2 separate regions of the Homo sapiens genome follow, and region 1 is linked to region 2. Evidence: chromatin loops called from intact Hi-C (ENCODE). Cell type or tissue: Caco-2. All regions are shown on one strand. Each heading gives the region's core, and the rest is flanking DNA. Links, peaks and the distances in the headings are about the cores only.

What was found. Peaks named below come from ENCODE experiments on the same cell type or tissue, not always from the same donor. Only the 100,000 strongest peaks of a DNase experiment are listed, where the experiment ranks them.
Region 1: a loop joins it to region 2, with 5 times the contacts of the local background. A loop is called at or near these places in 1 of 110 quality-filtered maps.

The regions. Positions count from the first base shown.
Region 1 is chr14:80,361,499-80,367,641 of GRCh38, reverse strand. The region is part of intron 3 of DIO2-AS1 (DIO2 antisense RNA 1); the gene reads right to left. Among named protein-coding and RNA genes, the nearest start is that of DIO2, 150 kb to the right of the region's middle. In Caco-2, for the core only: no CTCF peak of the experiment used is centred there; a DNase peak (open chromatin) is centred at 2,571.
Region 2 is chr14:80,465,700-80,471,842 of GRCh38, reverse strand. No RefSeq gene overlaps it. Among named protein-coding and RNA genes, the nearest start is that of DIO2, 260 kb to the right of the region's middle. In Caco-2, for the core only: no CTCF peak of the experiment used is centred there; a DNase peak (open chromatin) is centred at 3,012.

The DNA of each region.
Region 1 (6,143 bases), core at 503-5,502, 100 kb after region 2:
ATCTACAAAGAACTCAAACACATTTACATGAAAAAAACAAACAACCCCATCAAAAAGTGGGTGAAGGATATGAACAGACACTTCTCAAAAGAAGACGTTTATGCAGCTAAAAGACACATGAAAAAATGCTCATCATCACTGGTCATCAGAGTGTCCTTTTTCTGTACCCAGAGTCAATCCAGGATACCACGATGCATTTAGTTGTCACATTTTTATGGTATCCCCTGGTCTGTGACAGTTTCTCATTCTTTTCTTGCTTTCTGTGACCTTGATAATTTTGAAGAGAGAAGTGCAGATATTTTATAGAATATTTTTCAATATGGGTTTGTCTGTTGTTTTTCTCATGATTATATTGGGGTTATGAGTATGAGGGCCACATACCACAGAGGTAATATGCCTTTCTCAGCGTGTCATATTAGTGTGTATATGGTATCAAGATGAATGCTCATTGGTGATGTTAATCTTGATCACTCCCTTTAGCTAGTGTTTTCTGGGTTTCTCCACTATAAGTTTATGTTTTTTGCCTTTTCATACTCAGTAAGCTAGTCACTAAATCCAGCTCTCACCCTTAAAGCAGGGGGTGGTTAATTCCACCTCCTGGAAAGGTATGTATGTAGTGTCTACAAGTATTATTTAGAATTTTTCCTCATGTAAGATTTGTCTTTTTTCCTCCATGTATTTATTCACTCATTTATTTATATCAGTATGGACTCATGTATATTTTATACTTTGTGCTATAATCTAATTCTATGTTTTATATTTTGTTGTTAAAACGTTTCAGCTTTGGCCATTGTAGCTCTTCCAGGTTAGTTCCTTTTACATAAACTATCCTTTTAAAAAATATTTTTATTTTTAAATATTTTTAGCACTTCCTTACTTTCTGACACTACAGAATGCTCCTAGGCTCGTCTTGTATACCCCGTATTCCAGACATAGAATCGGCCCCAGTTCCATTGTTGGAGAATGGTATTAGAAACCAAGATCCAGGTGCTGGGTGTAAAAGCAGTAATGTTTGTATAATGGGAATACGCCAGCTTGAAGGAGAGCAAGGCATCAGCTTTGTAGTGGAAGAAAGAGGAGAGAACTAAGGGAGTGGGTTAGGTGGTAACTGAGGATTGAATGAGGTGCCAAAGCTGGAGCTGAAACATGGCACTACTGGGTTGCCCGTGTGGAACCCTGTACTTAAATGTTCATGGCAGCACAACATGGACAGTTTAAATTGAGGATGAGACACTGGGGTAAATATATCACAAGCCAGCTTTGAAATTGAATATGATATGCAATTTAACTAGAAAAATTCAAACCTGATCTTTCAGACCCGCTTTTATTTGGATTCTCACAACTGAGTATTGTTTGATCCTGCTATCTTTTCACCGAGTTTTCTTTCTGTGGATGAAGACATCTCAAATAGGTACTCAAAATATAAATGAAGGTAATAATGATAATGATAACTAGGGAGTGCTATTATAAGCAATTCTGAAGCTCCTATTTGTGTTTATTACGAGTTTTAAGTTTTGTCCAGGCAGAGAAAAATTGGATGCCAGGCATGGGAGTAGCTGTGGTGGGGAGGTTGGAAGGGGAGGATGGTGTTGAAGTCACGGTACAGCAGGCAGAGAAAGCAATGCAATTCTGTTTTCTCTAAACCTCAAGTGCAGAGGCTGCTTATGCGGGAGACTGTAAAAGGGGAATCTGCTTAATAGGAGAGCAACGAGGTGGACGATCTTTGCTATTCTTATATTAATGTTTGTGTACCTCACAAAATACATTTTGAAAGTGCTGGCAGACTTTTTTTTTTTTTTTAGAATAAAAGCTGGAGAGTGCAGTTTTTTAGCTGCTGAAGATTCTGAGCTGTGCTGTAGATTAGCTAGACATTACAAAAAGCCCCTCCTGAGTCAGCTAAACAGTGAAATGAAGTTCCTCAAAGTTGGTTTAGCACTGGTGAGTAGCGTAATAACTGAGGAATGGTGGATTCAGTCAATTTAGAGGATAGGACAAATGTTTTGATTCCACCTTCAAAGTTACCTGGGGAACCTAAGAACTTGCTATAATTAACAATACATTGTCATACTTATAGAATCGCAGAAACCTTTTTCCTGGAGGAAAAAGATGGTATAGTTTGACTTAAACAAAAGTAAGTGGGATATTCCATGTGATCCATTAAACTTTATTTTTCTGTTTACCTCTCTCAGGGACAGCATGGCTATGTCACCCTAGCCCAGGGCTGGGATGTATCCTGCCTCTGCTATTAACTTGCTGTATGGATGTCTGCTTACTGTGCTTCTTATGAGCTAAATTGTGTGCCCCCAAAATCCCCCCAAATGTATATGTTGAAATCCTAACCCCCAGTACCTAAGAATTTAACTGTATTTTGAGACAGCATCATTAAAGAGGTAATTTAATTAAAATGAGGTCATTAGGTAGGCCCTAATCCCATTTGACTGTTGTGCTTATAAGAAAAAGACATTGGGACACAGGTATATACAGAGGGAAGATGATGTGAAAAGACATGGGGAGAAGACAGCCATTTACAAACCAAGGAGGCAGTCCTGGAATAGATCTTTCCCTCATAGCCCTCAGAAAGAGGCAATCTTGCTGACCCGTTGACCTCAGACTTCAAGCCTCCAGAACTGTGATAAGATAAATATCTGTTTTTTTTTTTAAGTCACCCAGTCTCTTGTGCTTTGTTATGGCATACCAAGTGCTATGTGAAAAAATCTCAGGAATCCTTTGTGAGAAAGAGAAAACTAATATTTGTTGAGAGTCAACATATAGAGAAACATAAATTTATTTTATAACGTTAATCTTCCCAAGTACCCATGAAATGGGCACTATCTTCGTTATATTGATGAAGAAACAGACAATTGGAGAGATTGGGTAATTCGTGTAAAACCAAAGAGCTGGTGGTGAATAGATTTCAACTGGGTCTCAACCTCTTCTAGCCCTTGCCATTTTTACTCTGTCACAGGAAAATAAAATACAACAAGCAACCCAAGCTCAACCCTTGCACTCCTACAGTGACTTTAATAAGGATATTCTTGCTTATTTAGGAGTCAGATAAAGCCCAAAGAAACTTTGATCTGGAAATAATTGAAACCTCTCGATGAGAGGAACCCCCTGGGTGACAAACCCTCTTAATAATCCATGAGTTACTTTGGTCTCTCACTAGATGGTGCTAGTGCCTATTTCTATGTCATAAGACAGTATGGTGCTAGGATCTCAAACCAACACTTTTGGTGCTCTGTCCATTATCTAATTTGGCTTATAATTTCTTTCTTATGGTTGTTCATGTTTCTGTACCTATAATAAAGAAGGGAGTCCTTAAAAGCACCAAAGTGAAAGTGTCATCCACCATATTGACATGGCAGGAAATATACACAATGACTACAGTGTGAATGATATTTTATCCAATGAGCATTAGACCCTTTTTATTCATGGAGAGGTATGGAATATACTAATTTGTGGTTGAACTCATAGAGAACAAAAAGAGTTAAAATTATTATATCTTTAGTTCTTCTAGAGATTGATTCTCTCTGGGGAGAAGCGTATAACTGCTCTCTGCCCTAGTTTTCTCATTTGTAAAATAGAAATAAAATGTGGGACACTTTGCTTCAAGGAGCACTCAGAAGATGAATGGGGTAGTGTCTCTTAAAATACTCCGTGGTTGTTGGAGAAATAGAGTTATATCCTTTTTGTAAATAGCACAAGAATGATGAGGCCCACAACTTGACTTTGACCCATCAATGCTTATTTGAATCTTCAAACCCCACTTGATCACAGATTACCCTGAAGGACTTTACTGCTGTTTTTTTGCCCAGTAAAATAAAAGATCATCCATATGATGGAAACTACCATTTGTGGGATGGATTAATGGGTGTGTTTCAGTTTCGCAGTGGAGAAATTTGTCCTGCTTTCCAGAAGTCATTTTATCTTTATTTTTCTCCAAGTTCAAGTGCTTTGGTATGGGTACCATTTGTGGCAAGGTTTCTAGATAGTCTCTTTAGTCACAGTCAACAGAGAAATTTTCCACTGTACTTTCTTTTCAACATTTTTTCTAGATATATTTAGAAAAGCACACTAGAAGGTACATTTGGGGATAAAAGGCCATGGATATTTCAGATTAAAATCAGAGTTTGGAGGTGTGAAATGCGCTATGGACTGAATTACATCCTCCTCAAATCTTTACATTAAAGTCCTAACCCCCAGTGTAACTAGGGCCGATAAGGAGGTAATTAAGGTTAAATAAGGTCATAGGATGAGGCCCTGATACAATAGGATTAGTGTCCTTATAAGAAGATACACCAAAGAGCTCTCTCCCACATCATGAGAACATGGCCAGATGTTTCCCCACCCCTGCCTACAAGCTAGGAACAGAGGCTTCACTGGAAACCGACCATGCTGCCAACCTCATCTGAGACTTCTGAGAGCCTCTGGAGAAAATAAGTGTCTGTTGTCTAAGACAACTAGTCTATGGTATTTTATTACGGTAGCCAGAGCATAGTAATACAAAATACCTCATAACTGTATGAAAGGGGTTGGCACACTTTTGCTGTGAAGGGTCGTATAAATTAAATATTTTAGGATTTGTGGGTTGTACAGCCTCTGTTACGTTTGCTCTGCTCTGAGATTCTGACACGAAAGTAGCCATAAAAATGAATGCAGTATGTAGAAAATGAATGTAGAAAAATGAATGAGGCCAGGTTCCAGTAAAACTTTGTTTATGAAAACAGACAGTGGGCCATATTTGGTCACAAGCTATGTAGTTTGCTGACTCTTATTCTAAGAAAACAGAAAAATAACTTAAAGTAGAAATATGCTGTTTTTTTCCTCAAAGGAAGAGTTCCATTATTATTAACCAACAAAAAAATGACAATCAGTTGTCTTTTCCACTTTTAAAAAAGTTGTAATGTGTGATTCCCATTAGTAATAATAATATAGCTGCTTTCAGGCTAGAGGTACATGGACTAATGGTTATTTCTAAAGCAAAGCCACATAAATTTTGAATCTCTTAATTTAAAATTTTTCCTAATCCAATGAAAATAATTTCTTTGGTGCTTTATTTTTTCCTGTATGAAATATTCAACAGAAAATTACACACAAACACACAAGTAAGCTGTCTTTCTTTGTTATACATAGCAAGTTTGTTGCCTAGCCCTTTTGTGTCTCCTTATGTGCCAATTCCAGCAGTTACCCTTCATCCCCCTTCTTCCCAGTGTGGCCAAGTTCTTAGCTCGGTTTCTCCTTTTCCTATTCATGGACTGTGATTATTTGAAAATGTTGCCTCGTTGGCCTCCATGACTGTACGATGGCTGTCAAAGTGTTCTACTGGATTGTTCTGCAACAACCACAACCATTGGTCACGGGGTGCTTATTATGTCTCAGGAATGAGGCCAACTATTTTCAAAATATAATCTCATTTAATTATTATAACATTTCTATAAGATAGGTATTATTATGTCCATTTTGTAGATGAAGACACTGAAGTACAGGGTAGTTAAGTAAAGGGACCGTAATCGAATAATCGGCAAGTAAGTAGCGGAACTTGGTTTGGAACCCAAAGTGTCTGTATTCAGAACCTGTGTTTTGATTCATTTTTCTTTGGACTTTCTGTAACGCATGCTTTCAAAATGCTCTTTTTCTTTTCTTATATCCTCATAATCCAAAAATTATAAGACACATAGAACTCCCACTCCTCCAAAAAAGCTGTGAACACTAGAGATAGGATGTATTAAGTGTTATCTTAATAAAGAGAATCTGGGTAATTTTTAAATACATTGCAGAAACTATTTTCTTGTAAAACGTTGTTTTTTTTTTTTTTTAGATCCTTTCATGTACCATCTTAGTGCCTTGTTCTCCACTGAGTTAAATATGGGTTACTCAACTCTGTGTCATTGTGTTTTTGTCTATGTCTTTCATTAAGATCTTCAGCCTCGAGACAATAGGGATGGTTTAGCTTTCTCTTAACTATAAGGGAACATGCTACCATCTAGGAAAATGGAAAGAGTGTGGGCCTCTATGTTAGGCAGAATTTGTGTTAACCTTTGATGTGCTTCACATGTTACTTAACCTCTTGGGACTTTGATGACTTTGTCTATTAAATGGGTCAATAATGTGTTCACGTCAGGGTGATTGAGATGAGAACTAAC
Region 2 (6,143 bases), core at 556-5,555:
CATAAGACAATCATGAGTATAATTAGCAACATTCTTTTCCAGTCAAAGAGTGACCCCCAGGAGCAGGGGTCTAACCAGGAGAGATGATCTTGCCTGCTCTTCCATATGGCTGTTTGTTGGGTGTGTAGATGTATCGTGTGAAGGGATTCTAAAATTTCAGTTGTAAGTTGCTTTACGTCTGCTGTTAAGTTGTAATGAAAGGTTCCCCAGGGGTATTGTTTCACCTCATCCCAACTATGCATTGATCGATTCCATGGTAGAGAACTGACATAGATATGTTTATGCTCCCAGTCGCAGTTTAATTGTTGACAGAATGCCAGTGCATCTTGTCACTCCCCCACATATTCCAAGACAGCCTCAAGGGCTTGCAGACTTGCAGGAATCTTTTGATCTGTACCCTGCTGTAAGAGAAGTTCATTAGACACATTTTTGGCCAAATTATCTACAAAAACAGCATTTGTACTGTTTCAGTAATAGATGCTACAGCCACACTAGCAGTTGCTAGGATAACTATGGCTGAGACTATAAAGGCTGTAAGTGTGCCTATGAATCTTTTGGGTCTGACCTGGGATAGGGTACATTCTAAGGTGGCAAGGGCAGAGGAACCTTGCCAGTCGTGTGTCAAATTGACTGATAGGAATGCCTCAGATTGTCTCCTTAATACCATGGCACTAGTAATATTTAAATTAGATATATTATAATTAGTGATACATGAGACAAACCAAGCCTGTTCCTGCACCTGGGTCACAAATGCAGAGTTTTGGGTGTAATGGAAATATTAGTTCCCATAAGGAAAACATATGGATGGGTAGTGCAAATTAGGCACTGATCAGTGTGATTATGAATAAAGGTTATAGTATAGTTGTTACTGGAATTATGATATGTCCCATGCCAGGTGTCAAAGGAAGTACTAAGATGTCCCAGTCACCATAAAGTGTCTTGAAGTGGGATGGACTTTACTTGGGGTCTGGGATATCCCATCCCCCCATTGGCCCAAATCACAGGGGGATGGAACAAGGCTATGAAACTGTGATTGATGCCATGATGGATGTGGACATCAGTAAGGCTGTCCTGCAAATGGCCATGAGGGTTCCAGTCTAAGGTGTTATAATTGCCTAACTGGAGGCTACAGGCTTGTCCCCTGTGACAGACCTCCCAGCTAAAGTGGAATTCATTACTTTCCTGGCTTTGTTCTTTAGCACAGGAAGGAATGTTTGGGAAAGCAACATTGATTGAATTACCCGGTTTGAGGCTACCTGCAGCTAAGACTGTTAAGGCATTTCTTTTGCCATGATGTAGCCATAATTGTGTTTGAGCAGGTACACAGTAAGGGTTAGAACCTTTATAACTTAACGCATAGTGGGAGGATATTGGAGTGATACTTATTGTTATCTGGCATCTTAGTCCAATGTGTGCCATTAATGAGGGACCCCACTGGGGGTAAATCTATCCCTCCTAGCCAAGCAGTCACGTTATTAAAGCCTGGGAAGGGGGTGTCTGCCTAGGTGACAGGACTAAAGAAAGGCGGATCTAAGATATGAGCCCAATAGAGTGTAGCAGGTACAGGTTGCAGACAAAGCAAGGGCCTAAAAAGGAGCAATACCCTATGTGAATTGCAATGTACAACAGACAGCATAGCAAGGAACAAATTATCTGAAGTGAATGGTGTCTGTGTCTGGAGCGGGATTCATTCAGCCTCCTGAGTTGTCCTCTTCAGCATACCCCAGGTAATGTCCGGGGCTTTTGTCGTCCACAGAAGCCACATCGTCCAGGGCTGTGGGTCCTGTAAGGTCAGTTCCTTCATTTCTGGTACCGGGTTGGGTCCTAGCCATGCCATGGTATGGTTTGATGCATCATGCTGGAATCTAAAGAGGACCTGAGGGGGTGTGGACAGAAGTGTACCCTCTTCCCCAAGTTAGTAATTCATTTGGACCACACCATATATTACTGTTTACATCTTTCCATAAAACTGCAGGTTTTATGTCTTGAGAGGTTTTAGCAAAGTGCTTTTCTACAGCTGATTGAAATTTGTCATCTAAATTTTAAAAATTAAGGGTAAATAAGGCTTGTGCTAGTAGCGTTGCAGGGTCTTTACCCATACTCCCCCTCTTCTGTTTTTTGAGCATATTTTTAAGGGTGGAGTGGGCACGTTCTACTATGGCCTGTCCTTGGGGGTCATATGGGATGCCTGTGGAATGTTGGATATCCCATGTGTGACAAAATTGTTGAAATTGTGAGCTGACATAAACTGGACCGTTATCAGTTTTAATTTTTGTGGGCCATCCCATAAATGCAAAAGTTAAAAGATGTTTAATGACATATTGGGTGGAATCTCCAGGCAAAGCATGGGCACTAATTGAGAATTGGTATCAATGGATACACGTACGTATCTAAGTTTTCCAAATTCGGGGATGTGTGTAACATCTGTTTACCGTAACTGATTAGGTTCTAGTCCTCTAGGGTTAACACGTGTTGAAGGTGGGGATGCGCCTGTGAGCTGGCAATCTGGGCATTGCAGGATAATTTGTTTAGCTAGTCTCTGGGTGAGTTGAAATTGTTTAGATAAGTTTCTCTAATTTTGGTGTAAAAATTGATGTGATTGGGTGGCTTGGTCAAGCAGTGATGTCATAACCTGAAGGTCTGCTTGATCATTGCCGTAAGCCAATAGGCCAGGCAGTGAACTCTGGGCTCAAAAATGTGTGATAAAAATAGGATGTATACACTGATCTAGCAATTGCTGAAGTCTAAGAAAAAGAGCACACAGGGTGGGCTCCAGAGTGGACTTAATTAGGGCTGTTGCAAGGTTCTGCAATAAATAGAGTAGGCATAGTCGCTAACAATATTGATGGGCTGAGCCGAAAAAGTTTCCAAGGCCAATATCAGGGCCCCAGTCTCAGCTCTTTGAGTGCTAGTAAATCCAGATCAAGTGAGTGAATTATGTAGTCTCCAAAAGACTGCCGCCTTTCCATGTTTACCAGATCCATCAGTAAACAGTGTTAAAGCATTAGGTATGGGGGAGTGAACTGTTTGTGTAGGCAAGATCACAGGAGTACAAGATAAGAAATGAAGGAGTTTGTCAGCGGGAAGGACATGCTCTATTTGTTCTGTGTAATCAGAGAGTGCTATTTGCAAGTCCATCGATAAGGGCAATACTGCTTCTAACTGCTTTTTACTTAAAGGAATCCTGATGATATTAGGATCATAACCTAGCAACTGACTGCATCATTTGCAGCCTGAATAGATGACTTTACTAAGTAACTGGATATAGGGAACTAGTGTTTTAGTCCTGGTATGTGAGCAAAAACAAAAAAACCATTCTAGAAAGTGCAGTCCTGGGGTCTGTGGTTAACCCTGTAGGGGAGTGTTTGGTGGGAAAGATAAACATTTGAATTGAGTAGCCTGGATCTATGCTATCTAGGTGCCTCTGAGAGATGGTTTATTCTATTTCCTCAATTTCCCTTTTGCTGCAGGGGTTAAATATCTGGGAGAATCTAGGGCTGTATTGCCCTTTAAGATAGAAAACAGGTTTTGCAGCTTATCCGTAGATATACCCAGAGTAGGGCAGAGCTAGTTGATATCACCTAGTAATTTCTGATCATCATTTAAGGTGTGTAAGTTTCTAATATTTAATTTAACATTTTGAGATCTTACTGACTGGGAAGTTAGTATGTACCCACGATATTTCCAAGGAGAAGACATCTATACTTTCTCGGGTGCAATGATTAAACCTTTTAGCTATGTATTCTTTATGACAGAGGTAAATACATTTAAAAGCATTGGCTCCATTGGGGCTGCTAGTAGAATATCATCCATAAATGAATAACCTTGCAATCAGGAAATTCTTTTCTACTGGGTAGCAAAGCTTGATTTACATGATACTGACACATGGTAGGACTATTTAGCATTCCTTGAGGAAGCACTTTCCAATGAAATTGACAAGCTGGCCTTTCATTATTGATAGCTGGTATTGTAAACGCAAATTTTTCTCTGTCCTGTTCTGCTAAGGGAATCATATAAAAACAGTCCTTCAAGGACAGAAAACCAAACACTGTATGTTCTCACTTACAAGTGGGAGTTGAACAATGAGATCACTTGGACACAGGGCGGGGAACATCACACACCAGGGCCTCTTGGGTTATGGAGGGCTGGGGGAGGGATAGCATTAGAAGAAATACCTAATGTAAATGACGAGTTGATGGGTGCAGTAAACCAACGTGGCACATGTATACCTATGTGTCAAACCATGTTGTGCACATGTACCCTAGAACTTAAAGTATAACGAATATATATATATATATATATATATATATATAAATATAAAACAGTCCTTTAAGTCAATAATGATTGTAGGCCAATCTTGAGTAATCACCATGGGGGAAAGGAGCCCCTGCTGAAGGGGTCCCATATGTTGCAAATTGACATTAACAGCACGTAAGTCATGCAAAAGTCTCCATTTCCCAGACTTTTTGGGAATGAGGAAAATGGGCGAATTCCAAGGACTATTAGATGGTTCCACATGTCCAGCTTTTAATTGCTCTTCAACTAATTCATGGACCCTCTGTAATTTCTCTCCCTTCAGAGGCCACTGTTCTACCCAAATAGGATCTTGAGAGAGCCACATCGGGGTAGGGGAAGAATAATAACAGTGGCCCTTGTTAGAAAGGGGTCTGCAGAGTGACCCCCATTGGGCTAATGGGTCCCATCCCCAAAGATTAACAGGGATGGGCATGATTAGAGGTTGCATAATTGCCTTTCTTCCTTCTGAATTGCAACATGTTAGGGGGCACGTTCTCTGCTTGGCTGTGTGCACTTCCCCAATGCCGACAATTTTTTGTTTCTGAGTGACCCAAGCCCAAGTTTCTGGCCAGTTTTGATCACTAATAATTGAAATGTCCGCCCTTGTGTCCAATAAGCCAGTAAAATTCTTATTTCTAATTTCTAAGGTAATCATGGGTCTCTGGTCAGTGATTAATTGATTCCAATATACTCCTGTGTCTCCTGTGCTTCCCAAACTTCCCTTCCCCTTTCCTTTCTGTGGGCTTTGGGGACCTAGTATGGTAAAATCAGTAACTGAGCTGTCTTTGATCGAGGGGGAAGAATATGCAGACCTTTACATTCCATCTTAACCTATATCTCACCTTGGTAATCACTATCAATTACCCCAGTGAGCACATTAATTCCTTTACCAGATAAGCTAGACCACCCTAGGACTAATCCCACTGTTCCCAGAGGCAGTGGGCCCCAGATCCCAGTTGTAACCCTTTTAGGGTCTTCTTCTTTAAGCACTAATTCACTGGGGCAGAGTAAGTCCAGTCCTGCATTCCCAGTGGTGCCTGCTCTGAGAGAGAGGACTGTGGACTTTCCATCTGACCAAGGAAAGCTGCTGGCGTTGCCCATTTGTAGCGGGGCCTCATGAAGTTTCCTACCTGGTTACTTATGGGGTTTCCGTTTTTTTCAAATTTTGACCTGCATTGATTTGCCTAATGTTTCCCCTTTTTACATTGGGGGCATATAGAAGGGGGTTCTTTCCTGAGTTACTTTGGTCTCTACTATGGGGGCATTCCTTGTTCATATGACCTGGCTTTCCGCATAGGAAATAATTTTGGCTTCTCTCCCTTTTTACTTTAGGAGCCCTTAATGCCATAGCCAATATTTTGGCTTTGTGTGTCTCAGTTCCCACCAGCTGACATGGTTGTATAAGTTCCCTGACTGTGGCTGCCTTTCCTCTGATTGCCTGCATTGCTTGCTGGCGATCCACATTAGCATTTTCAAAAGCCAGTTGCACCAATAAGATATCAGTGGCCTGGGCGTGACTAATTTGTCTCTTATTTGCTTTGGTTTACCGATTGATAAACTCAACACATGGCTCCTGAGGCCCCTGTCGAACATTTATAAAAGATCCCTGTTGAACTCCGCTTTTGGGAATTCAGTCCCAAGCCCTGAGAGCACACAAAGACACTTGAGCATAGGCCTGGGGATCAAAATCTAGTTGTTGTTGTACATCAGCATGGGGACCCCTCCCCTGGAGCATAGCAGCTGTTATGTCTTGCCTGTCTGCCTGATTCTGGTTGGCTTGTTGTTCACACAACTCATCATATTCTGCCTTCCAAAGGAGGTATTGGCTAGGGTCCAAAGTTGTTTTA